Regions from separate parts of the Homo sapiens genome. Here region 2 is linked to region 1. The links are chromatin loops, found by intact Hi-C in ENCODE. Cell type or tissue: A673. All regions are shown on one strand. Links, peaks and the distances in the headings refer to the core of each region. The heading gives the core; the rest is flanking DNA.

Region 1 (8,327 bases), core at 80-8,079:
GAAATGGTTCGTTGCTGTTGCGTAGAATAAGAGAAGACGACACTTCACAACGATGTTTTTTCTTTAAACTTTCACTCCGCTCATGAGGCACCCACTTATCGAGCTTTTTCATCTTTCCAATTTGCTTTCAGTGCCGAACAACAGTAGGATGGTCGACGCTGAGTTTTTCGGCAACTTCTCATGTAGTTGTAAGAGGATGAGCTTCAGTGATGGCTCTCAATTAGTCATTGTCAGCTTCCGACGGCTGGCCACTACATTCCTCACCTTCAAGGCTCTTGTCTCCTTTGCAAAACTTCTTGCACCACCACCGCACTGTATGTTTGTTAGCAGTTCCTGGGCCAAACGCACTGCTGATGTTGCGAGCTGTCTCCGCTGCCTTACAACCCATTTTGAACTCAAATAAGAAAATCACTCGAATTTGCTTTTTGTCTAACATCATTTCCATAGTCTAAAATAAACATAAAATAAACTAGCAAAAAAACATAAAGCGAGAAATGCCCATTAAAATGATGTATACGGTAACCACATTTATTTACATTCTTAAATGTAAATAAGAATTATGTTCTTAATTTTATCTTTTCTTGCCTTATGTTTTATTCCAATATCAAACGGAAAATTCTAACAATGCAAAAACCGCAATTACTTTTGTACCAACCTAATATCTATATATATATATATACACACATGAATAATTTGTTATATAATTTGATTTTTTTTTTTTTGAGACAGAGTCTTGCCCTGTCACCCAGGCGGGAGTGCAGTGGTGCGATCTCTGCTCACTGCACCCTCTGCCTCCCAAGTTCAAGAGATTCTCCTGTCTCAGCCTCCTGAGTAGTTGGGATTACAGGTATGCACCACTATGCCTGGCTAATTTTTGTATTTTTAGTAAAGATGGGGTTTTTCCACGTTCGCCAGGCTGGTTTCAAACTCCTGACCTCAGGTGATCCACCTGCCTCGGCCTCCCAAAGGGCTGGGATTATAGGCGTGAGCCACAGCACCCAGCCTAATTTGATTTTTTAAAAACCCAAATATAAGCTTCATATTTATTTCTGCAAAATTCCGTCTACTGGATTACACAGTGTCAATTACAGCCTAACTTTCAGTTGAAAAGCTAGAATCTTCAGAGATTCCCCCAGGGGCCATGGAGGATGGGCTGTTGAGGGTCCCTGATTTCCTCTGCTCTTCCAGAGAAGAGCCACCTGCTAGTCTTCTCCCTCTGAGAGAGAGATTAGGCTTCCATGGCAGTGGAGAAGGTAGAGGGGGCACGAGAGATAACTTCCTGAACACCTCTGCCTCTAACTTCCTACATTGTCCTCTCTGATCCTCATACAGCCAGGAGTGGTGAGTCAAGCAGGTGCTATTGTGCCTGATTCACAAGTGAAGTTACTGAGTTATAACGAGGTGAAGGGTCAAGTTCTAGGCACTTCTCCAACTGTAATGTACATGAGGATCACCTGGGGATCTTGTTAAAATGCACATTCTGATTCAGTGGGTTGGGTGTGGGGCCTAAGATTCTGTATTACTAAGAAGCTCTTGGGTGATGCTGGAGACCACGAGCCTCTCGGTGAAACAGCAGGTGAGATGCTTTAGGGCCAGTTCTCTGGATAGAGGTGGGAGTCGCAATCACATTGCCCCTAGCTCCTCCTGCCACTAAATTTGGCCACTTCTATTTGGAAGTTGGGAGAGGATTATCCTATTGCAGTACTGTGTCTAGAGGGGAAGGTGACTCATGTCCCCTGCTCCTTCCCCAGGCAGAACTCAGAGTTCTTTGTGTCTTGTCTGCTCCTTGCCTGAGCTTTTTGGCTATTTCTTTTTCTAAACTTGAATAAAATACAACAGCAAGAAAATAGCAATGACTCCTGTTGGAGTCCAGTATAGCTGAGATCACCTGATTTTAAGTCGGGCTCAGGTGAGGCAACTTGTTATAATGGAAAGCTTTTAGCTTCCAGAGTTAGACACCTGGGTCCAAATCCTGGTTCTGCCCCTTACAAAATATAAATAGAAGGAAAATGTACTTAAATTTCTTGGCTGGGTGCGGTGGCTCATGCCTGTAAGCCCAGCACATTGGGAGGCTGAGGCTGGTGGATCATTTGAGGCCAGGAGTTCATGACCAGCCTGTCCAACATGGCAAAACACTGTCTCTACTAAAAATACAAAAATTAGCCAGGCGTGGTGGTGCATGCCTGTAGTCCCAGCCACTCGGGAGACTGAGGTATGAGAACACTTGAGCCTGGTGGGTGGAAGTTGCAGTGACCTGAGATCGCACCACTGCACTCCAGCCTGGGTGACAGAGCGAGAATTTGTCTCTAAATAAATAAATAAATGAATAATAAATTGGCCTCAGCTAAAGTGGCAGACTTCCATCCTGACCCTTACTCTGCCCAATAACCCCACTGGAGGGCAGCCCATTTCAGGTTACCCTGCAACATCACCAGAATTCTCAGAATGCTCAGTCTGCAATTCCAAGTTATTCCAAAGCTAAGTCAGTCTGATGTTCTGGGAAGAGAAGCTGAAAGCCCAGCACTTAGGGGAAGTTTGGCCTCCAGGGCATCCCTACAGGTTGTACTCACTGATGGGTGGCATGGTGTGGGGGATGATGGGAACTCAGTTGGGTCTGAGGACAGAACCTCCCTATCCCTTGATGTTAAGTTAGCCAGAGCACACCACCACCAGCCCACATATGATGCTAAACCTCCTTTCCCAGGCAGCCCACACCAACTTCTTCCAGGAGTCGATGTTTCCTATGGAAAATGGATTAAATAAGAATCTCCTTGAATTCATCAGACAGCCCTGAACTCTGATGTCCTGTTGGTCCTGATCTTGACTCCACCTCTCTCCTTGAGGGAACTGGTGTTCTATGGCTAGGACAGACTCGAATCTGAGACTGGGCACATCTGGGGCTCCAATCCACATGAAGTGAGAGAATAACCGGATAAAAAGTGAGTATAAATTGCCATGTCCAAAACAAAATCAAAGCCAGGCTTTCTGGAGTGGAAAGTGCAGAAGAAACTTGTAAAGGGGAGGCCAAACCTAGAGCTGACCCTCATATTCGTGGATTTGCCTTTGTGTTTTCTCATTGGTTTTCCTGCCACCACCATTTTGGCCACACAGGGGCACTGCTTACCCTTGCTATTCTCTTAACTCCTTCTAAGGAGTCTGCCTCAAGACTGAAAAGTTCGAATAGGACCTTAGCAAATGCCAAGATGACATGTAAACTCAAAGCAACATGGGTTATAAGCATGGCCATGAAGATGCCGAGATCATAGGGTCCAGAGCTCCCCAGTTAACCCAGTTGCGCCGCTGAAAGGGGCAGAACTCAATTCCTCTTGGTGGAACTCGGGAACAAGAAGGGAAATGAATGCGGAGAAAACCAGGATCCAGGTAATCTGATTTCCAAAGGGCCGTTCTATCGCTGCGGCTTGGGGTTCCGCCCAGGTGTCCGCGGGTCCAGGTGTGGGGGCCGCCCCCTCCCCCCGCCTTGGGAGGCGCTGGGACCTGGCTCCGGGACCGCCTGCCGCGCTGACAGGGACGGGCAGCTTTCGAAGCCTGGCTCTTTGGAGGCTCGGTGTGGGGAGTCCCTGGCTGCGGCCCTGGGCTGCAGGGTCACCGCGAGCCGAGCTGGGGCGCCGAGGGGGAGGCACCGACGCCCCGCTTTCGGGACATCGCCGGCCACTTCGTCCCGCGCGAAGGCGAGGAAAGGAGGAGGGACAGGAGGGCGCAGTGGAGGCAGTGACGAGGGGCCTGGCTTGATGCCTTTGTGGGGACCCGGGGAGAGGGGTGGTGATATTAGGTGATGCCCGGGGTACGGGGACCCAAGCCCGGGCCCAAAATTCTCCTCCGCCCCGCTGCGGGGCTCCAGGCTGGCTTTTGAGGCGCCTCCCGGGGACCTCGCGGGATCCCAGGGCCGGGTTTCGTCCAGCGGCTGCTCAGGAATGGGGTCCTCCAACTCGGAGAGGAGAACAAGATCCAGCCAGCCCCGCAGAACAGCAAGGGAGGCCCCTTCCCAAATGCAACGCAGAGAGGGCTTGTTCTCTGCACGGAGACTGATCATGGATTTGACGCTATCTTAAAATGAACATATTACCTACACTAATCAGAAGACCATGTTTTACTTGGCTACATTTACCCAGTAAGAGCCGTACAGTTTAGTTGAAAGATAGTAGCATATGTAGCTAATAGTCCAGGATTCGGGTTTTAGCACCTTTTCTTATAACATATGTGCAGTTTAAGTCTGCGAGCCTTGTTTTGACAATGATGATGAGGAGGATTAATAATAGTTATTAATAATAGTATATAGCAGCTCCTTTTATTGAGCACTTTCTGTGGACCAAGCTCTGTGTTAAGCATTTTACAAACACTAATTTTTTCACTGAACTCTTAAAATTTCCCTGTAAGATTTATTCAGGGACTTTTAGCTTTAAAAAAAAAAAAAGTCATCTTTTCATCATGCAATATATATCATACACCATTATATATGCATATATACATATATTTGGTTGGTATTTCATGATGATTGTGGAAACCCCACAACTTAGAGCTCAGCTTCCCATTGTCTCACTTGGGGAGGCAGCAAGTTGCAACAGAAAGAACTTTAGAGTCAGACAGACCCAGTCAGTCAGCCCCTCTGAGATTGTTTCAACACCTATAAAGCATGTTGAATGTGGCTCCAATGTGAATTGGGGAACTTTCAAAAAATTTTCTTCTTAACAGACTGGGGCCTGGCATCAAGGCTGCTTTGGTTAATATTCCTTCCCCTCCATCCTTTATGCTGGACATGGGTACAGTCTCCATCATCCTGAACCCCCTGTCTAAAGACCTTAGGAGGGATTGTTTTTCTTAAAATGGTCTGGAAGCCTGCAATGCAGGGTGTCAATTTCTTCTGGGGAAGCCTCTTGTCTTCAAGATAAAATGATATCTAGTCACTGAGGAACAGTTTAAAGATATTTTTAAATAAAGCGAAGAAGTTCTAATTATATTAGCAGTATGAAGATAAGTTAGAGCAATAAAGACCTTATTTGGAAGTACCAGCGTAGAAAACAAAGTCTCCGAGGAAGTGACTAGACATAAAGATGCAATCACAAGGCTTGAAGAATCAACCAAATGCAAGGAGAAAATCTGCAGATTAAAAACACAGGAAAAGAGAAAGAAGAAGACACTAGGAAAAAGAGATTGGAAATAGCTCAACATTGGACAAGGTCTTTTGTAAAACACTAAGAGGAGAAAGAGTCCTGAATGAAGCTAACCAGAGCTGGAGAAGCTTAAAGCTGGATTTTCTTTTGTTCAGAAAATATAAGCTTGACTTCAAAAAGACAGATGGTGGGTGTCTCTCAGAGACAATCTCTAACAGAGCTTGAATCTGATGAAGAATACCTGATGTGGAAAGTGAGCAATGAGGTTTTTGGTGGGCGTGAGTCAGAAGAGCAAATACAAAAGCAGGAACCTTGTCGGGTTCTCTTTCCCCACGCGAGGGCCCAAGCTTTGATTCAAATTAATCTTGGCATTTCAACAACACTTAGAGGTATTTTATGAGCCAGAGCAAAAAGTGAGGGATCTGAGAAAAAAGATGATTTGGGGAAGAAAAGAGCAGATGCTCATGACAAATGTTGGTGAGGATGTGAAGAAATTGGAACCCTTATACGTTACTGATCAGATTGTAAAATGGTGCAACCATTTGGAAAACAGATTCTTGGTGTCTTGGAAAGTTAAATATTGAGTTGCTATATGATCCAGCAATTTTACTCCTAGGTACATACCCAAGATAATTAAAAACATATGTCCACACAAAAACTTGCATAAATACATGCAAGTTTTTAATAATATTTATAGCAGCTCTGTTCCTAATAATCAAAAGGTAGAAACAACCTAAATGTCCATCAGTGAATGAGTGGATAAACAAAACTTGGTATATCTATACAATGAAATATTATTTGGCAATAAAAATGAATGAAGTACTGAATATGCTACAACAGGAATAAACCTTGAAAACATTATGCTAAGTAAAAGAAGTCAGACACAAAAGGCCACCTATTGTATGATTCCATTTATACGAAGAATCCAGAATAGGCAAATCTAGGGAGACAAAAAGTAGTAAAATATACTGCTAGGCCATGGCAGGGGCTGAAGCAAAACTTGTTTTCTTTGTAACTCAGATACTCTTTGGGAGAGGCTTTGGGTAAGATAAGGTCTGAAGACAAGAGCAGCCTCTGGGGACCGAGCTGTTCCCTGGGACATGGCAGTTAAAATTACTCCTCTCAAGATTTGATCCAATTCATCTTAGCCTTCAAAGGGAGGAATGGGTGTGTTGAACATTCGTAACATTTTTAGTTCGTGTTCTTTTTCATCAAAGCTTACTTCCAGAAGGAGAGAGAAGTCAGCACACAGGCAGGTCATCTCAGTTTTTGATAGTTTCTAGAACTCTGCCCACTCAGGGATGGACATGTCATCTGTGTACTCATTGTTCATGCTACTCCAGCACCCACACACATCATTTCCATGAGAGCTGGGACTTTGTCCATTTTGTTCACAGCTCTATACAGAACAGTGACTGGCATGTAGGAGGTACTCAACATTTATTTTTAAACTGAGAGGTTGATTATATAGGCCCATTTTGTTGTTCCCAAAAGACACACTTTATTTTGCATGCAGATTTATTTTTGTAATTGTATCTTCAAATATACAGTAAAGGTCTTAAATTGTGAAAGAGTCATGGGTACTACTGTGACTATCAAGATGTGAAGGGTTGAGGCCTGGGCTGGAATTTGGATCCTGTGGAATGAGAACATCCAGCTGTGGGAATCCATCTGAGGCCAGCAGCCCAGAGCCACAATTTCAAAATAAAGAAGGAACACAAGAAATACCCTCATATCTTTGTATAACCATTTGCTGCTACCAGTCAGATTAGAATTAGTGCTCAAAGGTAAAGATAAGCGAATCTAAACAAAATTGACAGTCCTTTAGCCAGCCTACAAAAAAAAAAAAAGAGAGACGATCCAAATAAATAAAATCAGAAATGAAAAAGGAGACATTACAACTGATACTGCAGAAATTCAAAGGATCATTAGTGGCTACTATGAGCAACTATATGCCTACAAATTGGAAAATCTAAAAGAAATGGACAAATTCCTAGACACATACAACCTACCAATATTGAACCAGAAAGAAATAAAAAACCTGAACTGACTAACAACAAGTAATGCGATCAAAGCTGTAATGAACTCTCCCAGTAAAGAAAAGCCCGGGACTCAGTGGCTTCACTGCTGAATTCTACCAAACATTTAAAGAAGAACTGATACCAGCCAGGTGTGGTGGTTCATGCCTGTAATCCCAGCACTTTGGAAGGCAGAGGAAGGTGGATCACTTAAAGTCAGGAGTTCAAGACCAGCCTGGCCAACATGGTGAAATTTCATCTCTACCAAAAAAAAATATAAAAATTAGCCAGGTGTGGTGGCAAAATACTGCAGTCCCACTACTGGGGAGCTGGAGGTGGGAGAACTGCTTGAACCCAGAAGGTGGAGGCGGAGGTTGCAGTGAGCCAAGATCACGGCACTGCACACCAGCCTAATTGACAGAGTGAGACCCTGTCTCAAAAAAAAAAAAAAAAAAAAAGAGAGAAGAAAAAAGAAAGAAAAAAGAACTAATACTAATCCTACTCAAACTTTTCCAAAAAATAGAGGAGAAAGGAATACTTCTAAACTTGTTCTATGAGGCCAGTATTAACCTGATACTAAAACCAGAAAAAGACATATCCAAAAGAGAAAATTATGGGCCAATATCTGATGAATATCGATGTAAAAAATCCTCAAGAAAATACTAGCAAACCAACTTAAAAAATACATTAGAAAGATAATTCATCATGGCCAAATGGGGTTTATCCTTGGGATGCAAGGATCGTTCAACATATGCAAATCAATCAATGTGATACATCGTATCAAGAGAATAAAGGATAAAAACCATATGATCACTCCACTGATGCTGAAAAAGCTTTTGATAACATTTAGCATCCCTTCGTGATAAAAACCCTCAAAAAACTGGGTATAGAAGGAACATACCTCAACATAATAAATGCCATATATGACAAACCCACTGCTAATATCATACTGAATGGGGAAAAACTGAAAGTCTTTAAGATCAAGAACATGATAAGGGTGCCTACTTTCACCACTGCTATTTGACATAGTACTGGAAGTCCTAGCTAGAGCAATCGGACGAGAGAAATAAATAAAGGACATCCAAATTGGAATGTAAGATGTCAAATTATCCTTCTTTGCAGATGATATGATCTTACATTTGGAAAAACCTAAAGACTCCACAAAAAACTATTAGAACTG
Region 2 (8,326 bases), core at 1-8,000, 320 kb before region 1:
TCCCAGTTGCTCAGGAGGCTGAGGCAGGAAGATCAGTTGAGCCCGGGAGGTTGAGACTGTAGTGAGCTGTGATCATGCGCACTCCAGCTTGGGCAAGAGCAAGACTTTGTCTCAACACAACCCCCGCCCCCCAAAAAAGTACAAAGACTGTGTTACTCCCATACTTAATCCCACCAAAGGTTTTCCACCTACTGCAGGCTAAATAATAGCCAGCCCTTATCATGCCTTCCAAGGCCCCCAAGGTCCTGCCCACATCTCCCCTCACTCTGCCATGCTTCCTTCTCAGCGTGCCCAGACCCCAGGACTTTTGTGACACTTCCCTTTTCCTGTAAAGCTCTTTCCCGCCCTTCATCTTCACAACTGGTGTCCCCAGGCCTCCCCTGGCCTCTCACAAGCCATCCTGTCACGTTGGCTTTACCTCCTTCACAGTCTTCTGCAGTTACCTTGTCTTTGGTTCCTCAGATTCTGTCTGTCTCTCCCAAACTAGGACATCAGCAGCACTGCAGAGATCTTGACCTCAGAACTGAAAACCCAGAGCGGCCCCTTGATATGTGTTGAGTGAACATCTTTATCCAGCATTTACCATGTGCACAGTCACATGCCAGGCCTGGTGCTGAGCCCTGGACACCCAGTGGTGGACAGTCCCCGTTCCCACCCTTAGGAAGGGAACTTCCAACCCAACAGGGATGACTGCCACTTAACAGGGCAGCATGACAGTATGACACAGGCAGGAAAATGACGGGGGCTGAACAGTTCAGATATAGCAGAGGTGGCCTCAGGATGCAGGGACAGGGAACGCCTACCCTGGCCAGAGTGGGGCTTAATCAGGGCTGTGGCCATGGGTAGGTAGTATTTGGGGGTGAGGGTGAGTGGGGCTGTACTAAGGCGATGGGCTTCACCCCTCCTCTCTCTGCCCTACAGATCCACAATGCCCCAGAACTGGCCCTGTTCTGTGAGGGCTTCTTCCTCAAGCACATGAAGGCCCTACTGGAGCAGGATGCCTTCCGGCAGCTCATCTACGGCCGCAGCAGCAAAGTGCAGGGCCTGGATCCACTGCAGGACCTGCAGAACACCCTGGCAGAGCGCGTGCACTCTGTCTACATCACCTCCCGGGTGTGAGGCAGGGGGCGGAGGCTGCCGAGGCCAGGGCCTGTGGAGGTGCCAGGGCCCACCATGTCGGGGTATGGTTGTAGGCCCTCTTGGAGCCAGGTTCACGGGGCTGTTTCCTCCTCCTCCCCCAGATGTCCCCCCTGTCACCGGGCAGCTCACCCTCATCTCCTCTGCCCTAGAGCTGTTTGTTCAATCACTGATGGGCAAAGGGGAGATGTAGCTAACTGGTGGCCCTCCTCCCCATCTCAGTTTGCAACTCAAGGGCAGCCATGCACTCCCCCGGGGTGTCGCTCTCCCCTCCTGCAGGTCAGCAGCTGATCCTGATCCACCTCCGCCCAGGCCCTCCAAGCTCTACTCACCCCTAGGGCCTCAGTAAACTCAGACCATCCCAACTGGGGCTCCTGGGGGTACAGGAATCCTTATGAATGTATAGAATGCATACTGCCTAGGCCCCCAGTCGTCTGCAGTAATTCAAAAGCTGGTATTTTTCTTCCTAAATGTCACATAGCAAAGGCTGCCCAAATCCCCAAACTTGTTCTTCAAAGGTTTGACAGGCTTAATGTGGGCATCCAGTGGCCTGTGGACCCCCCCCTGCCACCACGACTGCTGCCACCCGGAGTTCCCCCATTGTCTTTGGTGCCTGGGCTTCCAGAGTCCCTCCCATCAGGACTACCAGCTTGCTCAGTTAGCAGCAGAGGGCAGTTCCCCAGCTTGATGGTTTCTGAGCTAAGTCTGGCATGGAGGGGCAAGGGGTAGGGGATGGGGTGCTGTGTAGGAATGGCCTCAGCTCTTGTTTTGCTGCTGGTTTTAGGGGCCAAAGTAAATGGGTGGATTCTGGAACCTCAGGCCTAGACTAGGTTGCCTTTGTGGGGGCGATGAAGCAGAGTCCCCTGGTCAAGTCTCTCGGCTCCTTTAATGTAGGATTGAGAGCTGGGCAAACAGGTCCCACTGGGGACTGTGACTCTTGGAGATTAAAGGACAGGGCATTGATGGAAGGTAAGGGCCAGGAGAAGAGGCCTTTCTGCTGTGTCCCCTCACGGCCTTGCCCTCGAATTCTGCAGGCCCTGGGCTCCCCTGACACCTGTCATATTTATGGACCAGACACTGGGGCAGCATCAGGCACAGTCTGTCTGGGTGCAACTTCTTCAGCTGTCTGGCCGCACCTTAAAAACTATTTATTCACCAAAAGCCCCAGGCATTTCAGAAGGTGGCACTCAGGTCACCCTGAAAAGCCCCCAGGGGCTTGCAATTCTGGAAAATATTTTGACTAGCTGCTTGGCTGGATGTACAAAGAAATAGGCATTATTTTATTGCTGTAATATTGTATGATACTTTAACTGTACAATAATGTTGTCACTTACTGTAAATGTACTATGGTTTTATTAACAATAAACACTCATTAACAATGACCTTGGCCTCACTGCTCCTGGTAGAGGGTTACTCAGAGTTCAGAACTGGGGAGGAGCCCCTTAGGACCAGGAAGAGATCCCAGAGCTAACGCTGTTACTCAGGTCTCCCCCCTCTCAGAGCCAAGACCCTACCAAAGCCATTGCTGTGGCCACCCAGCACTCGCCTCTCTCCAGAAACGAAGCCTGGATCCATTCCTCACCCGCCCACGCTCACATTTAATTAAGCACATGTGTGCCACTGAGCTGGACAGACACCAAATGACTGAGGAATATGACACTATCAGGCTTTCCTGATCTCCACTCCCATCCCCTCCACGGCCCTTTATGTGGGAGCTATTTTGGGGGTTGTCTTCAGAGGCACATCCCCAAATGGCACAGCCCACCAAAGTGGCAGCAGGGCCTCCTTCACCCAGGCCTGACCTGGCCTGATTGATTTGAGGGACCTATCCCTGGGTGACTGCTGCCCCCAGGCCCAGCTAAGCTAAGCTGGCTGTACCACCACAAGGCCACTAGCAGAGGTAATGGAGGGAGATGGTGAGGCGCCGACTCAGGTCCAAGAGTGTACTGGAGTTATGGCTGTAGTTTTAGGTGCAAAGTTCAGGCACAAATATAAGTTTTTAAAACATTCCCTGCCAGTTAGCTGGGCATAGTGGTGCACATCTGTATTCCCAGCTGCTCAGGAGGCTGAGGTGGGAGGATCACAGAGCCCAGGGGTTCGAGGCTGCAGTGAGCTATGATCACCCCTGCACCTCAGCCTGGACAACAAAGCAAGACTCTCTCTCAAAAAAAAAGTCGCCTGCCTGCCTGCCTGAAACAGGTATAGAAATTCCTAAGGTCACTGAGAACCTGAACCAAAGTGGCTGTGGGTCAGTGACCGGCCGTGACTCAGGCGTTAGGGGAACGACATAAAGATCCCAGTCCCTGGCAAAGCCCAATTCCAGCAGGAGCTGCGCAGGGCAGCTCGAGGCCCAGCCTGGGGACCTGTGGCCGCACAGACCCATGGTGCCCTCTGGGGGCCACTAGGAGGGGGCGCACTCCCCCACACCATCTTCCTGTGCAGTGGCCCAAGACGGTGGTGGAGCGGGCTGTCCGTCCCCAGCACTTGCCATTCAAAGTGGCTGCCCTTCATGGGTCTGTGTCCAGCGTCCCCACAAGTTCCCCCATCCCTGCAGGACATGCCTTGGTCCGTACCCAGCCTAGAAAGCAAGATCTAGTTGCATTCTGGCTCCAGATGAGGGATCCACCATTTCCTCTCTTGAGAGGGTGAGTGGGGGGTTGAGAGAAAGTGGAGGTAGGAAGGAGGGAGCGGGCCCCTTGGAGCCTGTGGGTAGCAGGAATACATTTTTGAATAAACATTTAAAATTAAAATAATTACCAAAAAAAAGCAGACATGCTTCCAAGGGGCTAGGACTCAAACAGAAATGATCACTTACCCAGGCAGCTGGACCTCCTAATTCCGGGCCACTGCTCACGGCCTGCCCTGCTCCGCCTGCTATGAGCAGCCACAGGCAGGCTTGGGGGAGTTACCCTCTTACTGGAGCCCTTGAGGACCCAGGTGCTGTGAGCATGGGTTGCATCTACAGGGATTTCACTCGGCTCCAGTGGGTCCACAGGCAAGCATAAGCTGGCGCCTTAGCCGTCTCCAAAGAAAACACCTCTCCAGAGGTGGCAGGTACCAGTCTGCTCCTGCACCGACAGGGCTAACACTGAGATTGTCCTTTTTGAGGCTGTCTGGTTTCTTTCCTGCATTCAAATCTTCTCCTGAAGCTTTCCTTTAGGCTCTCGGCCTGGAAGGCCAGTTATCCTTTTCCACATTAGTCCCCGTGCCAGATACCAGGTGGCTAGAGCTTTCTCAACGGAACCAGCCCAAGCAGGAAGCCCCGGCCTCTCCCTTTCAGGCTGCCTTTCAAGTCCGCTTTGCAGGATCCAGATGATGTTTAACTGGAACCAATTGTTTGTAGAATCAAGGGCATGCCCCCTCAGGGGCAATCCCCTGAAATTGTCTATTCCAGCCCAAGGGGCTTCCGACCCCACCCCCTCCTCCAGGCCTGCAGAATGGCTGCGGGTGTTGTAACAGGCCTCAGATAATGAGTCTACATTTTTCCAAGGTGACGGTCACTTATTTCTGCCCCTCCCCCACCTCCCAGCCTCAGCGGCCCCCTTTGTGTCCCGTCTCCTGGTCATCCGGAGTCCTCCGGGACTTCCGGGCCAGATGAGCAGTGGAAGCACTGAAGCAGGCCGGCATTAGCCCCGCCTGGCGAGGGGGTATGGGGGGTGACCATTTAGTAACCTTCTTTGTTCAGGCTTCTTCAGGCTCTTCCCCTTCTGGTGACAGCACTCATGGCTGGCCTATCTGAATTCATTTCGCAAGTGACATTTCCTAAGACAGCCAAGCTTTACAGATGTCACTCTGTCTGGGGGCCAGATGGTGAGGTGTGGGGGAGACATGCCTTTTCAGGTTTGAAGGAGAACCCAAGATCATGACCATAAAATGCAAAGACCCAAGCGTGTGTTTAGGAACACACACTTTGCAAATAAAGAGGCCTTGTCCAAGGATACAGAGATATTATACAGAGCCAGACAAGTCTGACTGCAAAATGCATGCTCTTCGCTGGCCAAGGGAGACTCCTTTTCTAGCTTAGGTTGTGGTTTTATAACATGGCCAGTCCTGGCCAAGTGTGGTGGCTCATGCCTCTAATCCCTATACTCTGGGAGGCCCAGGCGGATCACTTGAGGCCAGAGTTCCAGACCAACCTGGGCAACATATTGAGACTCCATCTGTACATAATTTTTAAAATTAGGCAGGTGTGGTGGTGAGCACCTTCCCAGCTGCTTGGAAGGCTGAGGTGGGAGAATGGCTTCAGCCCAAGAGTTCAAAGCTGCAATGAGCTATGATTGAGCCACCGCACTCCAGCTTGGGCAACAGAGCAAGACCCTGTCTGTTTTCAAAAGAACACCACAGCTAGTCCTTATTGAGTATTCTTAGAGCTGGCATGTAACTGAACTTGAGCGGCTCCTCTAGTTAGATCTGATGAGTGCCCAGAACCCAGAGGCACTTGCTATGTGCCAGGCACTGTTCTAAACGTTTCCCATTCTACCCCACCCACTTCTCACCACAGTCCCGTGACGGAGGTGCTATTCCTACCACTCAAATTTTGCAGAAATGGACCTGAAGGGCAGGTAGGATGAAGTAACCTGCCCAAGGCCACGGTGAGCGTCAGGGCAGAGCAGTCTACCTCCAGAGCCCTCACCTTGCACCCCAAAGCAGAGCCAGCCGGGGAGACTTTGAGGGTAGAGACACTAAACAAAAGCTTCCTTACCTGTAGGATGATATGCCTGGACAACTTGCACAGTCCCATCCAGCTCTGACCATTTGAGCATGTGACTCTGCTTCTGGCCACGGTCTAAGAAAACCCTCTTTGAAAGGCAGGTTCAGGCACCCACCTGAGAAAATAAATAAAAATTATTTTCATGCCCCCTCCCTGCCTCCAGCAAAATTTCCTACAGACCTAACAGAGGTCTGTGGCCAGGAAACTTCAGTCCCAAGAAACGAAAGACCCCTAGGCTCATGTCCTGACAGCCTCGGTGACAAGCCTCAGCAGCCCTAGGGTCGCATACAGAACCTGCTCTTCTCCCTGTGGGGACGAGTCCTAGGAGCTGTATATGAAATACCCTTAGGCTGAGAAGTTACCGTTTCCTTCCCTGTCCTTCTCTGAACCTAGACAACATATCGGGGCTGCAGACTCATTAGCCTGGATACCATTAAACAAACATACCAAAGTATGTGTAAAGCCACCAGGTTACCTCTGTTCCCAACAAATGGAAGGGACCAAGTGACCTGGAAGGAGCTGGGAAGGAAATGAGGCAGTTCTAGCTGGCTTCCAGCCACCACACCAAGCCCCTCGAGGTGACCATAGCCACCTGCCACTTCTCCCGCAGACTCCTGGGCTGGGAAGCCCTAGACACACTGCTCACCTTTGACCTTGATACCAACACCTTCCAAATTCCACCAGGCAGCCAAGACCCACCAGAAGAAACGTCCAGGTGCGTGGATTTCAGAACACTCACAGGCAGCTGATCTTTCTAGAATGTTATTTATTAAAAATAGATTCTCTATCCTTCCCCTCACCCCTGCGAGCAAAGTGGCCTTTCCCAACATCTTTTCCCAAATGGATGAAACAGGTCTTGAGGACGCAGATGTGGCATTCTACATAAACTACAGGATCAGGCTTTTCTGGGACAGTGGGTCTGCTGGAGCCAAGAGTGGAACAGCACAAGACAACATCAGCAAACCCTGGCGCACCTAACCGCGGGCTGCCATGGATGCCGGGACGGACTGGAGTTCCTCCTGCTCCAGGTACAAGTCCACAAAGAGAGACCCAGCGGCCCAGCAGCAGCCTCCTGGGCACCACCAGAAAGCGATGTACTTAAGGGCCTCAGGCGGTCGAGAGGCAACGTGGCTTCCACATGTGTGGGAATGAGACTAAAAAGCTGGCTCAAAGCAAAATATGAACTTATAGGAAAGGAGGGCCCTGGACTGGGCAGGAAGAGAGAGACTCGTGGCAATTCTAGAGATGGCAGTGCCCAGCCATCAAGTTCTAAAGAGACCCATTTGGGAGTGACTCTGCCTTTAGCCAGGTTGAGCTCACAGACACACAGGCCCAGAGGCCGAATTCGCGGCCAGCTTCCAGGTGTGCCGGGGCCTCTCGTTGCTTTTAACAGTCCAGCCAGAGAGGGTTCAGTTAGTGAGAGTATCTTCCCATGATCAAACACAGATGCCCGAGTTTCTCTTCACTATTTCTTCCGCTTCAGTTTCATATCTTTTTTGTTCTTTGTCTCTCTGTTCTTCAACTTCTTGCTCTGTTTGGGTTCTTGTTTGGCCTCTAACTTCCTTTTCTTGTCACTAGAGAAAAATCAAAAATAGAAAGAATGAAATATGTACAGATCTGAACATCTGAGACTGCTTTAAGCTTGCTTTGCTTTGTCAAAAAGGGTTTCCACCGTCTGAAACTTGATGTAGGCCACCCAATTGGACATTAATGTTCTCTGCAAACCTATTAGGGGGCAGGCATTGTGCTGGGGCTGGGGACACACCATACAGACCAGCTCCTGCCCTGAGCCAGCTCTTAGTCTGTGGAAGAACAAATCTCGATCTTAACACCTGAAATCCGGGTTCTCCTCAGGGTGCAGTACACTCTGCTCCCCTCTCCCAAGACAGACCTAAGGCACCACAAGGATTCCCCACCACCACTCTCACCACTGCAGTGACTCTGGAAACTAGACATATTCATCCCAATGACCCTGAAGACAGTCCTTAATACAAGGCATGAGACTCCAAGGAAAACCCTGCCATACTTTCTGATGTGCTACTATTATTTTATTTTTCCTATATGAGAAGAAGAAAACCCAAACAACAGTAACTCAGGTGACACCCTGCGACCAGCCCCTGGATTCTTCATTGATATCCTGGCATAGGAATCACTCAGCAAACGGCCACCTGCCATTAAGAAACTTACAGGTTAAATTTTGCTCTGGGAACAAATACTTCCCTATAAGGAGACCGTGAAGAGTTCAGTCCAGAGACCATTAACATCATATGAATGAAGTACCTCTCAAAGGAAGAAAAAGAAAGGCCTCAGAGGACTTAATGATAGCTACCAGTATTTTTAGCTCACAAAGTTCAAGCTTTCACATTTACTCAGAGCCATCAAGCACATGAACAACCACACAACACTGGTTTGTTGGGCTCGAGAGGCTTCTCACTACCAGCAATGGCCAAACAAATGGCAGGAAAGGCCAAGCTCTGC

What was found. Hi-C counts contacts between places; a loop is a spot of excess contacts. Peaks named below come from ENCODE experiments on the same cell type or tissue, not always from the same donor. Only the 100,000 strongest peaks of a DNase experiment are listed, where the experiment ranks them.
Region 2: a loop joins it to region 1, with 2.3 times the contacts of the local background. A loop is called at or near these places in 2 of 110 quality-filtered maps.

Annotation. Positions count from the first base shown.
Region 1 is chr11:33,824,500-33,832,826 of GRCh38, reverse strand. No RefSeq gene overlaps it. Among named protein-coding and RNA genes, the nearest start is that of LINC02721, 6.3 kb to the right of the region's middle. RefSeq lists a silencer at 3,041-3,130. In A673, for the core only: CTCF peaks have their summits at 2,910 and 3,109; a DNase peak (open chromatin) is centred at 3,136; H3K4me3 peaks cover 841 bases.
Region 2 is chr11:34,145,180-34,153,505 of GRCh38, reverse strand. It overlaps NAT10 (N-acetyltransferase 10), which reads right to left. Exons shown (of 29, transcript NM_024662.3): 29 at 6,598-7,422. The coding sequence ends at 7,314. ABTB2 (ankyrin repeat and BTB domain containing 2) reads left to right here. Exons shown (of 17, transcript NM_145804.3): 17 at 922-2,519. The coding sequence ends at 1,119. Among named protein-coding and RNA genes, the nearest start is that of NAT10, 44 kb to the right of the region's middle. RefSeq lists enhancers at 3,057-3,586, 7,896-8,065, 8,296-8,326. In A673, for the core only: a CTCF peak has its summit at 3,539 (motif pointing left); DNase peaks (open chromatin) are centred at 2,735 and 3,545; H3K27ac peaks cover 5,320 bases.